2 separate regions of the Homo sapiens genome follow, and region 2 is linked to region 1. Evidence: chromatin loops called from intact Hi-C (ENCODE). Cell type or tissue: A673. All regions are shown on one strand. Links, peaks and the distances in the headings refer to the core of each region. The heading gives the core; the rest is flanking DNA. Region 1 has its middle 41 kb from the start of AGL. Region 2 overlaps CDC14A (cell division cycle 14A).

The links. Peaks named below come from ENCODE experiments on the same cell type or tissue, not always from the same donor. Only the 100,000 strongest peaks of a DNase experiment are listed, where the experiment ranks them.
Region 2: it touches region 1 in a loop (4-fold over the local background); 62 of 110 quality-filtered maps call a loop at or near these places.

The regions. Positions count from the first base shown.
Region 1 is chr1:99,806,635-99,812,027 of GRCh38, reverse strand. No RefSeq gene overlaps it. Among named protein-coding and RNA genes, the nearest start is that of AGL, 41 kb to the left of the region's middle. RefSeq lists an enhancer at 2,254-2,754. In A673, for the core only: a CTCF peak has its summit at 3,202 (motif pointing left); a DNase peak (open chromatin) is centred at 3,137.
Region 2 is chr1:100,441,886-100,447,278 of GRCh38, reverse strand. It overlaps CDC14A (cell division cycle 14A), which reads right to left. Exons shown (of 16, transcript NM_003672.4): 7 at 4,283-4,345. Among named protein-coding and RNA genes, the nearest start is that of CDC14A, 92 kb to the right of the region's middle. In A673, for the core only: a CTCF peak has its summit at 2,785; no DNase peak of the experiment used is centred there.

The sequences.
Region 1 (5,393 bases), core at 91-5,090:
TTTCTTTTGGTCATCCTCTCACTATGATGAGTGACAGGCTTGAAATAATTGTTCATTGTTATTATTCAATAGTTATTGCTCAATAGTTATTACTATTATCCACTCAGAGCCACAACAATTCTGAAGTAACTATGATGGCTGTGATTTTAATAGTTTTGTTTTTTAGCTACATAATCCAAAGGACATGGTGACTATCAATTGAAAGGCGAAAAATATCCTCTCCAATGACTATTTTTGATTTTGTTAAATAAGAAGTTATAGCTAAATATGAACCAGATGCATTTACTCAACATATTACAATTATTGTAGGAAAATATTCTGAGTTTGTCGTAGTCTGGAGATTTTCAATCCTAGTTGTATTGGTTATGTGCCTGGAAGAAACCTGAAGGTATTAGGAATGGTTCATCTAAGAGACAAACGTAGCAAGCTCAAGAGACTTCTCCTTGCTAACTCCAATCTAGCTAGTCACCAAGTTCTGCTGATTCTAGGTCTGAAATGATTCTCAACTCCCTGGGTATCTTAAGTTTGACTTGTCTGAAGCCACATCTTGATATGCTCCCTAACATGTTCCACTCCCTCCCCATCTCCCTTATCTCAGTCCATTTGGGCTGCTAGAACAAAATACCAAAAAGTGGGTGGCTTATAAAAAACAGAAATTCATTTCTCACAGTTCTGGAGGCTGGGAAGTCTAAGATCAAGGCCCCAGCAGATTCTGTATCTGATGAGGGCACATTTCCTGGTTCATAAATGGCACCTTCTTCCTGTGTCCTCACACAGTAGAAAGGGCAAGGCAGCCTGTTTTACAAGGACACTAATTCCATTTGGCAAGTGGCACAAATGGGATTAATCTCTTATCCTGAAGGACCTAATCACCCCCGAAAAGCCTCACCTAATACTATCACATTGGGAGTTGAATTAAGTTTCAATATGTGAATTGGCAGGTGGTGAGGGCACACAAATATTCAGACCATAGCAATTCTAAACCTTGAAGTAATTCTTGATTTTTCCATCTCCTATTTTCACATTCAATTCATCCAATTCTGTCAGTTCTTCCCACAAATGTATTGTAATTCAGACCTCTTCACTTGTTCAGTTCTCCAAGTAAGTATGAATCACAGATATCACATACATTTTATGTAAGACTTAGAGTATGTCAGGGGCACACTTGGTTCTCTTGCTGAGGCACACTCCTGCACCCATTTGCAGTGTTCTTCCTTTCTAATAAACTTTCCTTTTTCAAACCTAAAAAAAAAAAGAATATATGTTTTATTGTTACCTCTTAAAACCACGAATTGTGTTCAGAAAACTCCACTGGTTTTCATCACACCTGGAGTAAAATCCAGAGCCCTTGGTGTGGCTTGCAAGTCTCTACACAATCTGGTTCTACTTCTCCCTCTGACCTCATCACCCACCACTCTTTCCTTTTCTTTCTTTAAACTTTTATTTCTTATTTTTAAAATTTTCTCTGTGAGTCTAGCAAATGATCCCATTCTCACTGTACTCCAAGCAGGCTGGCCATGTTGCTATTCCTTGAATGTAACAAACATGCTCTTGCTGTTTTCTCATTCTGGAATAATCTTTTCCCCATATTTCTACATAGCTCACCTTTTCAATTGATTCAGATCTTTGCTCATATTAACTCCTCAGGTGATTACATATTATTGTGATTTGTATGGGTATATAGTTGGCAAAAGATAATGTTAAAAATTTACCAACGCTTGGGCAGAAATGGTGGCTCACACCTGTAATCCTAGCAGTTCGGGGAGCTGAGCTGGGCAGAATGCCTGAGCTCAGGAGTTGGAGACCAGCCTGGGCAACATGGTGGAACTTGGTCTCTACAAAAATACAAAAATTAGCTGGGCTTGGTGGCGCATGCCTGTAGTCCCAGCTACTTGGGGGACTGAGGTGGGAGGATTGCACCTGTGGTCCCAGCTACTTGTGGGGCTGAGGTGGGAGAATCACTTGAGCTTGGGAGATAGAGGCTACAGGGAGCTGTGTTTATGCCACTGCACTCCATCCTGTGTGACAGAGTGAGACCCTATCTCAGAAAAAAAAAAAAAAAAAAGAAAGAAAGAAATTTACCAACCCTCCAAGACTAGCCAACTATTGGACCATTGTCATTTATATAAAACAAACACAACCATTTTAGATTTGATGAGGCACTTTCAAACTCTTTGGCCCATCTATTAGCAAAAGGGAATGTTATATTACCTAGAAAAAGAACGTAGCTGGGCACAGAGGGTCGTGCCTGTAATCCCAGCACTTTGGGAGGTTGAGGTGGGAGGATAGCTTGAGTCCAGGAGTTTGAGACCAACCTGGGCAATATAGTGAGACCTTGTCTATGAAAAAAAGAAAACCTAAACATATAAGGAACTTTCACTTTTGTAACACCAAACTGCCTTTGTAGAATATCTCAGGATTAAACAAATTCGAACAGTGCCAGTTATTAACCCCTTTGGATATGGACTAATTAAGAAGATATGAGACAATCAGAAAAGGTCTTATTAAGATTTCTCGGTTTATACATAAACTCAGATAATAAAACCTCTCTCGTAATACAACTTTGGAGCACTCAATTCTGTTGAGTTATCTCCTCTTTTATTAATGCCAGATCTAGTCACTCTGACTGGGTAATGCTAACTATGGAATTCTGTACAGTGTACGTGTGAATATATGCACTGTATATATATGTGAGGCATGCCTATATGGTGTTAAGCCTTTATCCTTAATGTCTCTCATTTGTGGAAATAATATTCCTTCTTTTATTTGACACTTATTTTCCCCTGGGATTTCCCCAGTGGTATCAACTCTGAACTAGGCAGGCTTCACAGCAGACCAAGTATGACATTGTTTTAATTAACGCCACTCTGAAATATTTGGCTGTGAGTACTTGATAAGGGAAGGCTTCATAAGTATTTCAGGAGGTCTCATTCTCCCGCCTTAAGACCCTTACTACTCTTCTAGGAATTGGGGGAGGAATACAGTGAACTGTCTATGTCCTCACTCTTCAGTGGTAATACTTTATGGGTAGTGCTTCAGGGATGAGTGTGTGGAAAGATTCTAGTTACCTCCCCCTTTCCTTCCAGCAGTCAGACAGAAAGGAAAACGTGGGTGGCCATATAGGGAGATAAACTTGCTCTTCCATGCCCTCAGTTACACGTAACACTTAAAATTTCTTGGCATCTACTGCCACCGTGTGGTTATTTACATTTACTGACTTTAATGTGTTTCCCTTTTAAGGCTGGTCCGAAACAAAAATACAAGGAATTCTAGTTTGTTTTAGTATCCTTCAGCCTCAGATTGTTCCCAAGTCCCTCTAGGTTCTCTGTGCTCTTACACTGACGAGAAGATTCCACTACTAAATACTTTCTTCTTCTCTTATGTTACGCTCTACTAAAGCATGCTGCTGATACTCCAGTGACTTTCAGAGTTTTTGATGAACCAGTTTGAGGCAGAAAGATTCTAAAATGGGCTCCATATGTCCCTGTCCCTGATATTATGGCTTATGTAATCCCTTCACAGGAGTGTGGATGAGACCTGTGACTAGCTTTTAACCAACAGAATATGGCTGAGGTGATGGGATGTCACACTGCAATTACACTGGACAGTATTGTAACTTCTGTATTGCTAACAGACTCTCTTTTTTAGTTTTATTTTTTAATTTTTGTGGGTATAGTAGGTGTATATATTTATGGGGTACATGAGATGTTTTGATTACAGGCATGAAATGTGATATAACCACATCATGGAGAATAGGGTATCCATCCCCTCAAGCATTTATTCTTTGAGTAACAAACAATCCATTTACACTCTTTGAGTTATTTTAAGATGTGCAATTAAGTTATTATTAACTATAGTCACTCTGTTGTGCGATAGCACAACAGATAAATGATAAAATAGGTAAATGATAAAATAGGTCTTATTCATTCTTTCTATTTTCTTGTACCCATTAACCATTCCCACCTTCTCCCTGCCCCACACACTATCCTTCCCAACCTCTGGTAACTGTCCTTTTACTTTCTATGTCCATGAGTTCAACTGTTTTAATTTTTATATCACACAAATAAGTGAGAACATGCAGTGTTTGTCTTTGTGTGCCTGGCTTATTTCACTTAGTAAAATGATCTCCGGTTCCATCTGTGTTGTAGTAAGTGATGGGATCTTATTCTTTTTATGGCTGAATAGTATTCCATTGTGTATATGTATAACATATTCTTTATCCATTCATCTGTTGGTGGACACTTAGTTTGTCCAAATCTTAGCTATTGTAAACAGTGCTGCAGCAAACATAGGGGTGCAGATATCTCTTCAATATACTGACTTCATTTCTTTTGGGTATACCCAGCAATGGGATTGCTGGATCATATAGTAACTCAATTTTTAGTTTTTTGAGGAACCACCAAACTGTTCTCCATAGTGGTTGCGCTAATTTACATGCTAGCAGACTCTCTTGATCGCCTTCTGGGTTTGCATGCATGAAGCAAGCAGCCATGCTAGGGAGACTCAGTGAAAAGAAACTGAGGGTGGCTGCTGGCTGTCAGCTGCAAGAAATTGAGGCTCTCAGTCCAACAAAACACAGGGAATTGTAACAACCACATGAACTTGGAAGCAGATCATCCTCTTCGGTTGAGCTTTCAGATGAGATCACAGCCTTGGCCAACACCTTGATTGCAGCCTGATGAGAGACCTTGAAGGAGAGGACCCAGTTAAGCTATGCCCAGATTCTGTGAGCTTATACAGACAGTCCTTGACTTACTATGGTTCAACTTATGATTTTTGTGACTTCATGATGGGACAAAGGACGTTAAGTATTCAGGAGAAACTGTATTTTGAATTTTGATATTTTCACAGGCTAGTGATATACAGTACAATATTCTCTCTCCATGCTGGGCAGTGGCAGCAAGCCACAGCTCCCAGTCAGCCACACAATCAGAAGGGTAAACAACTGGGTACTCTACAGTGTACTGTGTTTCCAGATGATTTGGCCTGATAGTGGGCTAATGTAAGTGTTCCAAGCATGTTTAAGGTAGGCTAGGCTAAACTATGATGTTCGGTAAGTTAGATATATTTAATGCATTTTTGACTTACAATATTTTCAACTTATGGTGGGCTTATTGAGATGTAACCCCATTGTAAGTTGAGGAGCATCTGTAAATGTGAACTGTTTTCAGCCATTAAATGTGTGGTAATTTGTTACACAGCAATAATTAATACACAGTTCTTTGGTTTTACTTACATCATTCCCCTCTTCCTAGGACTGCAATATAAGTCCTTGGAGACTGTTTTTGGCAATAAATATAATTGTCAAACACCATTCTTTGTTCAGAATTGTCCCTTCTCTCCCACCAAGGCTCTGTTACTGAATCAGCTTGTGCCTGATTTCTTTAAAATAA
Region 2 (5,393 bases), core at 321-5,320, 640 kb before region 1:
GGGCCATTTTTAAGTCACATGAAAATAAAGCAAGAGCCTGAGGTATCTCACCTCGAGCTTTCTAAATAGAACAGGGCTTTGAAATTAACTCTCATGTGAACCACAGATCACATGAAGCAAGGAGATATAACCTAGGCTTCATGTCACACTGATGGACTATGACAGTACATTGGCTAGCCTGTCCTTACAGAATCCATACTCTAGCTACATGTGGCTACTATGCACTTGAAATATGGCTAGTCTAAATTAAGATATGCTATAGTATAAACTGCACACTGGAGGCCAGGCGTAGTGGCTCACACTTGCAATCCCAGGACTTTGGAAAGACAAGGTGGGCGGATTGCTTGAGTCCAGGAGTTTGAGACCAACCTGGGCAACATGGCGAAACCCCATCTCTACAAAAAAATACAAAAATTAGCAGGGCAAGGTGGCACACACCTGTGGTCCCAGCTACTCTGGAGGCTGAGGTGGGAGGATGGCTTGAGCCCAGAGGGTCAAGGCTACAGTGAGCCTAGGTTGCACCACTGCACTCCAGCCTGGGTGACAGAGCGAGACCCTCTCTCAAAAAAACACAATAAATAAAATAAATAAACTACACACTGGGTTTCTGAGGCTTAATTCAAAAAAAAATGCAAAATACATACATCATTAATAATTTTTGTATTGCTTACATGTTAAATGCTATTTTAGGTATATTACTAAATATGTAAACAACATATTTACAACAAGTAAAATGTATTGTTAAAACTAATTTCATGATATGACTTTCACATTTCTATTGGACAGCACTGCTTTAGACCCTGGAATTGCAGGAGGAAGATGCATATAACCTTTTGCAGGATGGGCAGAGGTTTATCTGTAGACTTTACACAACAAAGCATTTCCCACATTCTGTTGACCTCATCACTAGAAGCATTTATAAGTAGCACTCTTTCTATAAGATTCCCCTTTAATCTCACATAGAGATACAGTCTTATTGTTTTAGGCTTTTTTGGGGTTTTTTTGTTTTTTGTTTTTCTGAGCCATATCATTTACTAAATGTACTTTAGCAAAGAAAAGTTGCATCTTGAACATCCCCTAATCATCTAAGGCTTACAGTCTCACAAATTGCTGTCAACAATAAAATTTTGCTTTGAAAACTACACTGCCTTCACTGGAATACTGACTTTACTGGAGCTAATAAAATGTATGAATTCAGCTATTCCACAAGTTCACCAAATATCATACTCACTAGAACAGGGCAAACAGCAAGAGAAATCTGACAGGAAATGACTGGGCCCACAGATTGTCAGAAAAGAGTTCCTTTATTCATTTATTCCTTAAACATTTAAGAAATTAAGAAACTAAAAATTAAGAAATACCTACCACCTGCCAATCACAATAGTGGTTTTCTATTTTATAGGCTTTATAATAGAACAGATAAATCATTCTCAAAAAAAAGAAGTTGTTTGACAACATCAAGTCTTCACCAAAACTGACTGCTCCCCTCCCATCACCTAGATGGTTGTTGTCAAGGTGAAACCATGACTACCTTCTTGTCAGATTTTTGTTTGTTTGGCTGGTTGGTTTCCAAGAATAAAATTGCACTGTCTGCTTCAGGTTTTTCAAGATTTTTTTCAACTAACCCTCAGCATCACCATTAAAGTTAGACAGAGAGGAAGGAAGGAAGGAATAAATAAAACATCCACAAGTTTTCTCCTTGAATTGTTCCTTCTTCTCTCTCACCGCTTCCAACCCCCTCCTGCCTCCATCTCTCCTTTAATTGAAATGGCTTTAGTGTTTGGCTGTATATTTAATAATTAATACAATGGGCCATTTGCATTCTTCATGTTCATATACATGGGGCAGAGATCCAGGTTTTGGTGGGGTCTGAAACTCACCTAATTTGAGGGTCCATCTTAGAGTAAAAAATTATTAACACAAAATTGGGTATAGGACTGTAAAAGGTGCCCATACAAGTTGAGGGGGTGAGGCTCTCTAAAATTTAAGCTTCATTAGCTTCAAAGTAAGTCACCTCTGGTCATATAATGTAGACACCTAGATGTGTGGGCTAGGGAGTGTCTTACTATTGTTTGTTTTATTACAAAGATGGATTTTATTAAAGCACTCTTCCATATCCTTTCTCTTCAACAAACATTATAGAAATCATTCCAAGATAAGTGGTATAGCTCAATTCATTTTTTAAAATGACTGCATAACATTCAGTGATTCAGATGTACTACAAGTTATCTGACCTTCTTTCTTATAAGTACATATTCCCTTTGTTTCTAACTTGGGGATTTTAGAGGGGAATCTTACTTTGTCACTACTAAAATGCTTTTATGGTATTAAAAAAAACTCTCTTTGGGTTTTTTTCATAAATTGCATTAAATGTATTAATTTTGGGAAAAGTAGCAGCTTTATGATGTTAAGTCTTTCTATCCAAGAACAAAGTATATGTTTTTCTATTTGGTCATAATTCCATCCACAGGGAATTTGCAACCTAATAAGGAAAATTAGGCTTGTACACAAATAGCCATGATATAAGAAAAATGGAAAGTACAAATTGTAACACATGAAATTGAAGGCAGGGAAGAAGAGTACTCCAGAGGTGAGATGTAATCTGTGCAGGATTTTAACACAAACGAAATGGAGGAGCGGGAGGTTAAAAGGATGGGAATCTGGGAAAAAGCAACCTCAGCCAAGCAACAGGGATATTCAAGAAACAGTAACTAAGCAGTTTGAGGAGCTGGAACACAGAGTACGTACAGTGAAGTAACAGGAGATGGGGCTAGAAGGGTAGGCTGGAGCTCATCACAGCTAAGAATGCCAGGACAGGAGAGTTTATCCACATTTCAGCAGGGCAATGGGAGAAACAGCCGGTTTGGGGCCAAGAACAAGACAAGCAAGATGAGAACTCTATTTTAGGATCACTCAGGTGTGTGTAAGGCAGCCTGGGAGGAGAAGGGCCGTGCTCAGTTAGAGAACTATTAAAATGAAAGGTCCACAGGAAAAGACGTGAGACCTGAGTCAGAGGGAAGGAAGTGAGAACAGAGAGGAAAGACAGATATAATTAATACATCCTGTGGCACCAGTAGAAGTGATCCGAATACTCACTAGGTTAGGGAGGAAAACAGCAATGTTTCTAGCCTTGAGGCTGGGTGCTCAGTAGGATGGCAATGTGGTAACACACACAAAGCAGAGGACCATGTTTGGGTAAAAGATGATCAGTTTCTTTTCAGATATGTTGCATTTAACATGGAAACAGAATATCCAAACAGCCCTATTCTAGACTAGGGCCCCAAATGTGAGGGCTGTCCTTATCTTACTAAGGATAGAGATAAATTGTATTACTCCTCTGGGGAAACCCAACGGATGAGTTCACCTTCCGAGAATGTTGAACCTACTCACATTGTACAGGCTTCTCATCTTTCAGAAAAAGTTAATGACTTCTAGACTCCTCCTTATCCTACTCTGCTTCAACATCTCCTTACAGCGCAAACCAGCTTGGAGATAGCCTTTGCCTGCATTTTGAGCAGTCAAGACATTAATCAAAAGTCTTGTAATGATGCCATGGGGAAAAAAAAATTCAGTGAACTTTTAGAACTAAGTAAATTCAGCCATATTTCAAAATAAAATTTATACAACCAAAAATATTATAAGGGGGCTTGGCATGGTGGCTCATGCCTGTAATCCCAGCACTTTGGGAGGCCGAGGCAAGAGGATCACTTGAGCTCAGGAGTTCAAGACCAGCCTGGGCAACATGGTGAAATCCTGTCTTTAAAAAAAAAAAAAAATTAGCCAGACATGGTGGCATGCACCTGTAATTCCAGCTGCTTGGGAGGCTGAGGTGGGAGGATAGCTTGAGCCTGGGGAGGCAGAGGTTGCAGTGATCCGAGATTGTGCCACTGCATTTCAGCCTGGACAAAAGAGCTAGACACCGCCTCAAAAATAAATAAATAAAAGGTACAAATTCAGTTTTATTTTAAATAAAACCTGATTTCTAAAATAAAAGTAACATAATTTTACTACCCTACTAGATTTTTCTTATAAACTAAAGGTGCAAAGTGATTGTATATAAATGAGAGAATATATATAGATATGTTGTTTTTCCAAAATAAAATTTTGGTGACTCCTGATTCAAAGGAAATAACCAAGGCTGAAAGGACAAAACTGACCACTATGGAAAACTCCAGAATGCTTTTATTTAGCACCCACTCGATTTGCAATACATGAGTGTGACAGGGGGAAAAAATTAATCAACATGAAATTATGTTTTGTAAAAAAAATTAAATGTACAAACCTCATAATGTTCATATTCATCCACATCAAATGTCTCAAAGTCAAAAAATCCATGTTGTAATCCCTAAAAGCAGAATTTGAATTAGTTTTTCCATGCTAAATTGATAAACTCTACTCATCATTTCTGGAACTCCTACTTACAGAAATGATCCTCACTAATCTGAAGAGACAGCTTGAAACCTTTGATGTTTAATGCATATCTAGAAATCTTTTTATAAAACTGGTTATATTGCATTAAGACTGTCTTACTGGAACTAAAAAAACACTTAGAATAACATGAAAAAGCCCCACAAAAGATGCCTTGATTTCTAATTTACATCAGTTTTGTATGTAAAATTATATGTATACAAAATGAAATAAAACAAATTTATAGTTAGAACCTGTTGGGAACTAGACCTAACTATGACAGAATAGATCATAGTGATTAACTTCTTTGTTAGGAGAAGAAAAATCAATTATTCTTATGAGTTTTTGTCTTCCTTTTATCATAGGGAGATATTTAGCCCCCCAAAAAAACCCTGCATCTTTTACTGTTTTTTCTTCCTTAATATTTCTACTTAATAGGTCCTTAATAATATTTGATGAGAGAATATATATATTTATATATAATATATAGTATATATTTATATATACTATATATAATATAGTATATTTATATATAATACATAATATAGTATATTTATATATACAATACATAATATATATGTAATATTTCTTAATATTTCTACTTAATAGGCCCTTATTTGTTCCTAAAACTCTACCTTGGGAGAATCTGTTTCATGAGATAGTTTCTGACAAAGTAGAATTATACTTGACTGCTCTTACAATTTAAAAAAAAAAACATATTTTTATCACAAAGTAAAAGTCATACTCAGTTTTGTAAACAATGACTTAGAACTTTTAAAAACTATCCAGCTAGCTCAGATCTAATATTTTAAAGAGAACAGAATCTTTTATTTTATAAATCATGAAGCTATACAGATTACAACAGAATACAAAACCACAGGTACATTTAAAAGTTACATGATCAAGTCATTAAAAATAGAAAAAGAAACTAGCAAGCCAAGCTCCAGTACATCTATCAGTGTTTTTTCAAAACACAGAACATGCGC